Linked DNA regions of Homo sapiens: region 1 is linked to region 2. A link is a contact called in ENCODE Hi-C or POLR2A ChIA-PET data. All regions are on one chromosome and are shown on one strand. Each heading gives the region's core, a stretch centred on a gene start or an enhancer-like site at or near the end of the contact. The rest is flanking DNA. Distances are from core to core; before and after follow the strand shown.

Region 1 (5,957 bases), core at 1,171-3,670, 380 kb before region 2:
AGGCCAGGAGTTTGGAACCAGCCTGGACAACATAGGAGACCTCCATCTCTACAAAAATAAAAATTAGCTAGGCATGGTGGTACGTGCCTGTAGTCCCAGCTACTTGGGAGGCTGAGGCGGGAGGACTGAGCCCCAGAGTGTGAGGCGGTAGTGAGCTAGGACCGTGCCACTGCACTCCAGCCTGGGCAACTGAGCAAGACCCTGTCTCCCAAAAAAAGAACAATGCAGTCAGGACAAGTAAGACCAAAGAGTGGCTGGGTGAGGAATGGTCCAGGAGAGCCCTAGGAGGAGGTGATGTCTGACCAGAGACCTGAATCGAGTGGGGAAAGGAGCCTTTTTGGGATCTGAGGAAAGAGCTTCCAGATGGAGAGAACAGGATGTGCCCAGGCCTCGGGGTGGGAAGGAAGGTGGGTGGGATCTAGATGATCCTTCTAGCCCCAGGGTTTATAGAGCACTAGGAAAAGCAAGGGCTTTGGACCCAAGCCGATGGGGATTGCATCCGGCTGGATGACCTCAGGCAGGCACCGCACCTCTCTGTGCCTGTTTCCTCAATGGGGTGTGGCAATGGGAATGAGATGGGAGACAAGCCCGAGGTCACCCTCAGACACACAGTGGGGGCCTCTTTTAGCCAGAGACAAGGCTCCTGTGACCTCTGCTCTTCCCCCGCTTCGTCCTCCATCCATCTCTTTCTGGGAAAGGGAGGGTGCCATCGGTCAGCCAGGGCAGTGGATGCTCAAGGAAAGAATAAGGGAAGTAGCCGGTGCCCCAGAGCCGCTGGCCTAAGGGAACGGGGGTACATTCCACCTGTGGAACGGGATGGGGTGGGTCTGGAGAGGCCAGTCTGGGCTCCTTGTCACAGGCGCTGGCTAGAGAAAGAGAGAGGCCTGTGAATGGATCTCCAGGCCTTCGAGGGAGATGGTGGAGAAAAGAAGGCAAGGTGCAAGGGACTCACTGGCCATGGCCCCCTTTCAAATTGTAATAAGAAAGCTCAGCAGAATGCACAGGTGTTTACCCTGAAAAATGGGACTCCTGGGTCTTCCACTCGCTCCATAAACACTGCTATTTTCTGGATGGGCACGGTGGCTCACAACTGTAATCCCAGCACTCTGGGAGGCTAAGGCAGGAGGATTGCTTGAGCCCGGGAGTTCAAGAGCAGCCTGGCCAACATGGTGAAACCCTATCTCTACTAAAAATACAAAAAAAATAGCAGGGTATGGTAGCAGGCACCTGTAATCCCAGCGAATTGGGAGGCTGAGGCAGGAGAATTGCTTGAACACGGGAGGCAGAAGTTGCAGTGAGCCGAGATCGCGCCATTGCACTATAGGCTGGGAGACAGAGCGAGACTCCATCTCAAAACAAAACAAAAAACACACCAGCCTGGGCGACAGAGCAAGAGACCCCATCTCTACAAAAAGTAAAAGAAAAATTAGCCAGGCGTGGTGGTGTGTGTCTGTAGTCCCAGCTACTTGGGAGGCTGAGGCAGGAGGATCCCTTGAGCCTAGGAGGTCGAGCCTGTAGTGAGCCATGATCATGGCACTACATTCTAGCCCGGTAGTGACAGACCTTGCCTCAAAAAAAAAAAAAAAAACCACCCCAACACCTGCTGTTGTTTTCTTTACATTGTTAACCAAGAGCATGAAATTTAGGCCGGGCATGGTGTCTCACGCCTGTAATCCCAGCACTTTGGGAGGCCGAGGCGGGCGGATCACGAGGTCGGGAAATCGAGACCATCCTGGCTAACATGGTGAAACCCCGTCTCTACTAAACATACAAAAAATTAGCCGGGCGTGGTAGTATAAGCCTGTAGTCCCAGCTACTGGGGTGAATTTCTTGAACCTGGGAGGGCGGAGGTTGCAGTGGGCCGAGATCGCGCCACTGCACTCCAGCCTGGGTGACAAAAACTCCGTCTCAAAAAAAAAAAAAAAAAAAAAAAAAGAGCATTAACTTTGATAACTTAAAAAGAGTCACGTGAACATATCCACTGTCCGTGTAGATTCTACATTTATTTGTTGGGGGCGGTAATGGGGCCCCTTGGAGGTGTGCGTTCCGTCGGGGGCCGGGAAGGCGGGGCCTCACCCAATCCTGGAGACTCCTGCGGATGCCATTATGAGGAGCAAGAACGCGAAGGGGCCTCGGGTCCGCTGTAAGGCTGCACCCGCACCTGCGGCGCCTCTGCGGCGGCCGCCGTCGGCCCTGCCCCGCCCCGCCCCCTTCTTCCGGAGGAGCTGCGGTGGGGGCGCTCCACCGGGTCCTAGGAAAGGGGCTCTCTCTGGCCCCGTCCCCGGCGGCCCCGCTCCCGGCCCCCCGGCGCCGCTCAGCCTCCCGCCCAGCCCCTCCGCGCGTGACCTCGGCCCCGCCCCCGCGAGCCCCTGCCCCGCCCCCGCTCCGGGTCCCTCTGTCACTTCCTGAATCCTGCTTCCTGCTTCCCAGAGGCCGGGATCCGGAGCCGCCCGAAGCCGGTGCCGCAGCCCCCTGCGCCCCCGGTGCCCCCGGTGAGCGCGGCAGGGCCGGGGCTAGGGGCGCGGGCTGGGGGCTGGGCGGGGCTGCAGGGGCCGGGCTGAGGGGGCTGAGGGGGGATCGCGGGTCCCAGGAGCCTTTCGCCTCCCCTCTACCCCACTCAGTCCCACTCCCCTTGGCCGCCCAGCCTCTCCTCTCCTGGGCGGAGGTCCCTGGAAGTTGGGCTCCTGGTTCACCCTGGACCCCGATTCGAGGCCGCTCTGGGTTGCTTCGCGGCCCACAGCTGCGTCCCGACCCCGTCCCTTCCTGGGGGCCATGCCGGGGCTCCCTGGACATTCCCTGGGACTCAGAACTGGGCACTCACTCGGCCCCACAGTAGAGAGACTTTTCCTGCTTCCTCTCTCCTTCTTCCCCATTACCTAGCCTCCAAATCTCTGGGAGCAGGAAGGAGGCTGCTCCCGACTGGCTGGGACCTACAGTAGAGCTGAGAGCTCTCCAACCCCGGCACCTCCCACCTCCTGCCCCCGACACACACCAGAGCCAGGGAGGGGCCCTGCGTCCTGCAAAGCCCCTCAGGACTCAGCAGTGGTCAGGGCCGGAGCATTTACCTCTCAGATCACTGCCTGCGGGGTGACAGGCGGCCAGGCTCTGCACCTGTGACCCCATTCTGTAACTGGGTAAACCGAGACCCAGGAGGGTTACGGTGGCCTGGCCCCCGGTTGCATCCTCCCGGCTCACCTTCAGCAGCCTGGGGAGGGCTGGAGTTGTTGGGATGGGCCGGACTGACCCAGGCCTCTCTGTCCCGCAGACATGTCCTTCCGCAAAGTGGTCCGGCAGAGCAAATTCCGGCATGTGTTCGGGCAGCCGGTCAAGAACGACCAGTGCTATGAGGACATTCGCGTGTCCCGTGTTACCTGGGACAGCACCTTCTGCGCCGTCAACCCCAAGTTCCTGGCGGTGATTGTGGAGGCCAGTGGAGGGGGTGCCTTTCTGGTGCTCCCCCTAAGCAAGGTGGGTCCTGTCAGGGTTGGGGGAAGAGGAGGCACCTCGGCCACCCCTACTGGGCCTTTCTGCACACCTTGAATCCCTCATCTTGCCGTTTCTCACACTGCTGGGCAGGTGTTATAACCCAGATTTATCGCCCCAAGTGTTAGCACAGATGGAAAGTAGCCTGTTGCCATAGAGGCAGGGTTAGAGGCAGCAAACATTTCCTGCTCACCTGGCAAGTGGGGCACAGTCACATCTGGGCCACCTGTGAGCCGGGACGTGCATGTCATTCCCACTCCATGGAGGGGAAGACCAAGGCTTCGGGAGGGATGGAGCCCACTGACTGCCCCCTCGTGCCCACAGACGGGCCGCATTGACAAGGCCTACCCGACGGTGTGTGGGCACACGGGACCTGTCCTGGACATCGACTGGTGTCCTCACAACGACGAAGTCATAGCCAGCGGCTCGGAGGACTGCACGGTCATGGTGAGGCACAGGACTGGCTGGGCCAGGGTCGTGGGTGTGGCCGAAGGGGGCCAGCAATAGGACCAGCAGAGGACTGAGCTCGGTGGCCCTGTCCCTACCACAGGTGTGGCAGATCCCAGAGAACGGGCTGACCTCCCCGCTGACAGAGCCGGTGGTGGTACTGGAGGGGCACACCAAGCGAGTGGGCATCATCGCCTGGCACCCCACGGCCCGAAACGTGCTGCTCAGTGCAGGTCTGCACCGCCCCCCGTTTTGTGCTCCCCCCCCCCACGGACCCCTCCATACATCCCAGCAGCCCCTCCAGGGCCCACATGACAAATGGGAAAGCTGAGGCCCTCAGAGTTGGAGAGACCCGTCTGTCCCAGGGTGGTGGGCAGAGTGGGCCTCAGCCTGGTGAGCTAATGGCCTCCTGCCACCCACCCGGCCCGAGCTGACAACCCTCACCTGCCAGGCTGCGACAACGTGGTACTCATCTGGAATGTGGGCACAGCGGAGGAGCTGTACCGCCTGGACAGCCTGCACCCTGACCTCATCTACAATGTCAGCTGGAACCACAATGGCAGCCTGTTTTGCTCAGCATGCAAGGACAAGAGCGTGCGCATCATCGACCCCCGTCGGGGCACCCTGGTGGCAGTACGTGGCTCTGGAGGGCAAGGATGGCTGTGGATAGGCCCAGGACCTTGAGCAGGGCGCTGCACTGACCAGCCTGTCCCCCCGACAGGAGCGGGAGAAGGCTCATGAGGGGGCCCGGCCCATGCGGGCCATCTTCCTGGCAGATGGCAAGGTGTTCACCACAGGCTTCAGCCGAATGAGCGAGCGGCAGCTGGCGCTCTGGGACCCAGTGAGTGGCCAGCCTGAGGGGGCAAACTTGAGACTTGGGCCCCACCCTGGGCCAGGCAGGCAGGGTTCACCCTGGGGAGGCCTGTGGTTCCTAGCTTCTCTGCCTGGAACTTGAGGCTCTCAGGGCCTAGGACTCTGTCAGACTTTCCTCTCCTGCCCCCTGCTCGCCCGACTGCCCCACCACTCCCCCATGGCCTCCCACTGCCTCTGTGTCTTTGCCCATGTTGTTCATGCCAACGGAAGGGCCCTTCTCTCCCTTGCTTGCCTGTACCACCCACTGCCTGCACAGGGCTCCCCGCTCCTCCAGAAAGCCTCCTCCTCCAGCAAGCCTCCTGGCCCCAGCCCTCTCTGCTTCTGCATAGTGACCTCCAGGGCACCTTGAGCAGGGGCTGGTGCCGCTGGCACCCCAGCTCCCCACAGTGAGGTATGTTTCAGCACTTGCTTAGTGGCCTGGGCATAGTCTTAAGGCCTGGAGGAGGCTGGAAAAGAGGGACCCTGGGAATAAAGTGAAGCCAGGAGGGCCAGGTGGGGGTCGTCATGTGGGAAAAGGCATAGAGATGGCAGAGGGCCCACCTGCATTTAGGGGCAGTGCTGGCTGGCCTTAGTGAGGCCAGCTAAGGCCCGTCCTGGTTTGGGATTAGGGGGTGAGGAGGTTCTGCTTGGCCTGACTGCCTGCAATGTGCCAGGAAAACCTCGAGGAACCCATGGCCCTGCAGGAACTGGACTCGAGCAACGGGGCCCTGCTGCCCTTCTACGACCCCGACACCAGTGTGGTCTACGTCTGCGGCAAGGTGGGGCTGGGCAGGGCTGGCGAGGGGCAGGGAAGAGGCGTGCCCAGGTGCTGAGCCCCCTCCCCACACAGGGTGACTCCAGCATCCGGTACTTTGAGATCACAGAGGAGCCTCCCTACATCCACTTCCTGAACACGTTCACCAGCAAGGAGCCGCAGCGGGGTATGGGCAGCATGCCCAAGCGGGGCCTGGAGGTCAGCAAGTGCGAGATCGCCCGGTAAGAGGGCTACCGAGGCCACTCGGGGATAGGGGCATCTAAGGTGAGAGGTCAGGTCATTGGAGGCTGCTTGGGAGCAGGAAACCTTGCGCCAGGGAGGCCCGGCGGGCCATGAGAACTGTCACGAGGCAGCCCGTGTGGGGGTCTAGCCACCTTAGGGGTCGGCCTGCGGAGGTCCT
Region 2 (5,153 bases), core at 214-2,713:
TTTTTTTTTTTTTGAGACGGAGTCTCACTCTGTCACCCAGGCTGCAGTGCAGTGGCGTGATCTTGGCTCACTGCAACCTCTGCCTTCTGGGTTCAAGGGATTCTCCTGCCTCAGCCTCCCGAGTAGCTGGCATTACAGACATGTGCCACCATACCCGGCTAATTTTTATATTTTTAGTAGAGACGGGGTTTCACCATGTTGGTCAGGCTGGTCTCGAACTCCTGACCTCGTGATCTGCCCACCTTGGCCTCCCAAAGTGCTGGGGTTACAGGCATGAGCCACTGTACCCGGGCTTTTTTTTTTTTTTTTTTTTTTTTTGAGAGAGAGTCCTGCTCTGTCACCCAGGCTGGAGTGCAATGGTGTGATCTCTTGGGTCAATGCAACTTCTGCCTCCTGGGTTCAAGTGATTCTTCTGCCTCAGCCTTGTGAGTAGCTGGGATTACAAGCACACGCCAGCACACCTGGCTAATTTTTTGTACTTTTAGTAGAGATGGGGTTTCACCATATTAGCCAGGCTGGTCTTGAACTCCCGACCTCAAGTGATCCACCTGCCTCGGCCTCCCAAAGTGCTGGGATTACAGGCATGAGCCACCACGCCTGGCCTTTTTTTAAAAAAAAAAAAAAAAAAGATAGGGTCTCACTCTGTCACCCAGGCCTGAGTGCAGTGGTGCGATCTTGACTCACTGCAACCTCTGTCTCCCAGGCTCAGGTGATTCTCCTACCTCAGCCTCCTGAGTAGCTGGGATTACAGGTGTGGGCCACCATGCCTGGCTAATTTTTCTTCTTTTTTCGTAGAGACAGGGTTTTGCCATGTTGCCCAGGCTGGTCTCGAACTCCTGAACTCAAGCAATCCACCCACCTTGGCCTCCCAAAGTAATTTTTTGTATTTTTTGCAGAGATGGGGTCTTGCTATGTTGCCCAGGCTGGTCTTGAACTCCTGGACTCACACGATCCACCTGCCTTGGCCTCCCAAAGTGCTGGGATTACAGGTGAGCCACCACGCCCAGCCCAGTGCCCCATGTTTGGGCCTTTCTTCTTTGTCCTGCCTGGGCTTGGGAGGAGGTCACCCAGGACAGAGGCCCCTTACTCCAGCCCTGCCCAGCCTGAGCTCACTGCTGCCTTTCCATGAAGGTGAGATGAACGGGCAGCAGGCCAGGTTTTGTACACAGATGAAAATGCAGGAATGAAGAGGGAGCTTTTGTAAGATGGGTTTGCAAAACTCTGCCACAACCTGTGCCCTCTGCTCTGAGGGGATGCTGGGCCGCCCGCTCTTGGGTCCCTAAGCCTTGACTGCCTGCTCAGGGCTGGTTGATGGGGCCACAGTCTGGGGGGCCCCTATCCTCTTCCCTTCCCATGCCGGGTGCGGCCCACACCTGCCCGTGACTCAGGAGAATTTCACGCCTGCCTGCCCGCTGGCCCTCTGAGTCAGGCCCTGGCCAGCTGGGAGGGGCAGCACCTGAGCAGTGGGTCAGCACCGTCCTCCAGGGAAGCTGCAGGGAGTGGGGTGGGGAGAAAGGCAGGTCCCAGAGTGGGCAGCTGAGGAAGATGGAGAAGTCTGGATAGCCTTGAGGTAAGGGCTGGCCCCACCCCAGACTCTAGACATGCTATCACTCCCTCTACCAAAAGGAACCAACAGGAACAGACAAGGGCCTCACCTACCTCTCCATCCCCCCTTGCCTGCTCAGGGTGCCCTCCCTCAGGCCCTTTGCCTTTGCCAGGGCAGTGTGACCTGGTAGCTAGGAGCACTAGCTTTAGGTTTAGATATGCCTGGCTTAAGACCGGGCTCCAGCACTCACCTGCTATGTGTCCTTAGGACAGTCTCCTCACTGGTTAAAGGGGGAGAGTGTCATGCCATGATGTGGGAGGGAGGATGGACTGGCAGGTGAGGCCCCAGCATAAATGCTCACCACCAGGGAAGCTGGTGGCCAGGGGCAGTGTCCACACGAGCCCCCGTCCATCCTTCCAGGTGGTGACACCTTCGCCAGTGATATGGATTGGCTGTGTCCCCAAGCAAATCTCATCTCGAATTGTAATCCCCACGTGTCGAGGGAAGGACCTGGTGGGAGGTGATTGAATCATGAAGGCGGTTTCCCCCATGCTGTTCTTGTGATAGTGAGGGAGATTTTTTTTTTTCGACGGAGTCAGGCTGGAGCGCAGTAGTGCAATCTTGCTCACTGCAGCCTCTGCCTCCTGGGTTCAAGTGATTCTCCTGCCTCAGCCTCCTGAGTAGCTGGGATTACAGGTGTGTCACCACGCCTGGCTAATATATATATACACACACACACACACACACACACATATATATATACACACACATATATATATATACACACACACACACACATATATATATATATATATATTTTTTTTTTTTTTTTTAGAGAGGGTCTCGCTCTGTCGCCTCCTGGACAGGCTGGAGTGCAGTGGCCTGATCTCGGCTCACTGCAAGGTCCGCCTCCCGGGTTTGATTTTTTTTTTTTTTTTTTGAGACAGAGTTTCGCTCTTGTTGCCCAGGTTGGAGTGCAATGGCACGATCTCAGCTCCCCACAACATCTGCCTCCCAGGTTCAAGCGATTCTCCTGCCTCAGCCTCCTGAGTAACTGGGATTACAGGCATGTGCCACCACGCCCGGCTAATTTTGTATTTTTAGTAGAGATGGGGTTTCTCCATGTTGGTCAGGCTGGTCTCGAACTTCCGACCTCAGGTGATCCACCCGCCTCGGCCTCCCGAAGTGCTGGGATTACAGGTGTGAGCCACCGTACCCAGCCTAATTTTTGTACTTTTAATAGAGATGGGGTTTTACAGTGTTGGCCAGGCTGGACTCCTCCTGACCTCAAGTGATCTGCACACCTTGGCCTCCCAAAGAGCAGGGATTACAGGTGTGAGCCACCACGCCTGGCCAATAGTGAGGAAGTTCTTACGAGATCTGATGGTTTAAAAGTGTGGTGCTTCCCCCTTCTCTCTCTCTCCTGCTGCCACATAAGAAGTGCCTTGCTTCCACTTCACCTTCCACAATGATTGTAAGTTTCCTGAGGCCTCCCCAGCCATGCAGAACTGTGAGTCAATTAAACCTCTTTTCTTTATAAATTACCCAGTCTCGGGTAGTTCTTTATAGCAATGTGAAAATGGACTAATACACCCAGCCCCTCCGCAGCTTCTGACCTTTGTCCTAGAGTAGGGGCCTGTCATTGTGAAGGGCACTGGTGCCCTTGCATCTGAGCTCCCAGCTTGACCACCCACTCAGTCACCTTCTTGATCTGAGCTGCAAGGCAGCCTGCTGGAAATCTCTTGGGAGACATGTTTCAGTGCTTTGCAAATGCCCATGGTAATGACACCACCACCCACCATTCTCTAAGGATCTTCTGTGTGTGGCTGTGTACTGGCACCATCTCCGATCCTTGCAAGCTCGGAACGTCAGTACAACCTTCACTTTCTGATGATGCCCAGAGAGAGGAAATGACTTGTTCAAGGTGACACACTGAACAGCTGGCTAGTGACAGAGCCAGGTCTTTGTGGCTGCAGAGACCAGGCCTTGTCCTCAGCCACCTGCCTTTCCTGAGGTTACCAACTCCAGTTCCCGGAGACAGAAAGGGGCTGGGTTTCCCCTCTGGCTTGTAACTGTCACAGCCCTTTCCCCCACTCGGGACGTCATCCTAGAGACTCTGTCTGTACCTTTTGTTGTGTTGTTCTTTGACCCCCAGGCAGGGTCACCCTCTGTCCATGGGATCAATGGCACCTAATTTTATCTGTTAAGCCGTCCTCAGCCAGAAAAGAAGGACTGGGCCTGTGCTGGACCAGGACGGAGATGACTCAGGCTCAGGTCTGCCCTCCAGGGGCTCACAGACAGAAAATGAATCATTACCAAGATGGGGGACCTGGCTCAAGAGGGAGTGTCGGGGCATCCCTGGTTAGGACACCCATGGGAGTCCAAGTGCGAACCAGGAAGGACCCAGGGGGCTCTAGCCAGCAGGGCCGGGTGCTCCCTGCCACCTCCTATCCCCATGCTGGTGTGGGGGCTGCTAGGCTTTGAACCTGTGGGAATGGTTGCAGCCACAAATGCCAGCCAGGACTGGGCAGAGGCTGGCACCCCAGCCTGGGGCTTCCCCCTGTCCTAGGAGCTCTCTCCACCTTGCCCTCCCCTGCTGCCCTGAATCCAGGGTTGGGTCACAGCCAGATGAGGGTCACTGAGGTCCCTCCAAATCCTCAGGCTGCTCTCAGCCCTTTGCTGTGTGCAGGAAGTCTGGGAGATGGGACTCCAGCCTCCTGGCTGCTGGCCCCTTGGGCTTCGAGGGCTGCCTAGAGGAAGAGTCTGGTGCTAGGGACAGGGGCAGGAGGAGGCTGGGTCCAGCAGGCAGAGCACTGGGGGCTGTGGAGAAGGCCCTGGTCGGGAGGGGGAAGACCTGGGCTCTAGATCAGTGCTGCCACTGCCGGGCCATGTGCCCCCAGGTAAGCCTCTGGGTTCTGGACTCAGTTTTCCCATCTGCAAAATGAAGCCTTTCCAACTCTTACACGTTGTGGGTTCTTTTAATTAATTTATTTAATTACATATATATATATATATTTATATATATTTTGAGACGGAGTCTCGCTCTGTTGTCCCCGAGCTGGAGTGCAATGGCGCGATCTCGGTTCACTGCAACCTCCACCTCCTGAGTTCAAGCGATTCTCCTGCCTCAGCTTCCCGAGTAGCTGGGATTACAGGCGCCTGCCACTATGCCCGGGTAATTTTTTTTGTATTTTCGGTAGACATGGGGTTTCACCATGTTGGCCAGGCTGGTCTTGAATTCCTGACCTCAGGTGATCCACCCACCTTGGCCTCCCAGAGAGCTGGGATTACAGGTGTGGGCCATTACGCCCGGCCCATTGTGGGTTCTTTAAATGAAGAGGACTCTCCTGCTCCAGGGAACTCAGAGCCCCCAGACGGGAGGAGCCTGGACAAATCCAGCCCATTTTCCTGGTGATAAGCATGCCCTCCCCCCATTTCTGGCCAGCCCCAGCATGTCCCTCAAAGCATTCACATCTTATCAACTGGAAGAGGCCCATTTCCACGTCATAACTCCTCTGAAGTTGGGATGGTCTCACCATCAAGGACATCTCAGAGCTGGTGGTGAGGCATCAGCCCTCCAGCCCCCGCCCATCAGGTGCCTTCCCCT

What was found. A loop is a pair of places that touch in the nucleus more often than their neighbours do. ChIA-PET counts read pairs that join two places held with the same protein, here RNA polymerase II (POLR2A).
Region 1: a loop to region 2 is called in a map of mesothelial cell of epicardium, with 25 times the contacts of the local background. The contact joins the promoter of CORO1B here to the enhancer-like site in region 2. A Hi-C loop is called at or near these places in 1 of 168 maps with a recorded cell type or tissue (mesothelial cell of epicardium). POLR2A ChIA-PET finds 5 or more read pairs at or near these places in 1 of 52 experiments (PC-9).

Annotation. Positions count from the first base shown.
Region 1 is chr11:67,439,939-67,445,895 of GRCh38, reverse strand. It overlaps CORO1B (coronin 1B), which reads left to right and starts at 2,420. Exons shown (of 11, transcript NM_020441.3): 1 at 2,420-2,492; 2 at 3,266-3,468; 3 at 3,808-3,930; 4 at 4,034-4,163; 5 at 4,382-4,563; 6 at 4,652-4,771; 7 at 5,457-5,561; 8 at 5,633-5,778. The coding sequence starts at 3,268. RefSeq lists enhancers at 1,925-2,024, 1,685-2,524, 3,365-4,204, 4,404-4,483 and silencers at 2,155-2,414, 2,455-2,504.
Region 2 is chr11:67,058,966-67,064,118 of GRCh38, reverse strand. The region is part of intron 1 of RHOD (ras homolog family member D); the gene reads right to left. Among named protein-coding and RNA genes, the nearest start is that of RHOD, 4.7 kb to the right of the region's middle. Within about 2 kb of position 1,463, at least 5 of the 41 ENCODE cell types and tissues checked have a DNase peak (open chromatin) inside an H3K27ac peak, as active enhancers do; they include PC-9, where a contact is called at or near this core.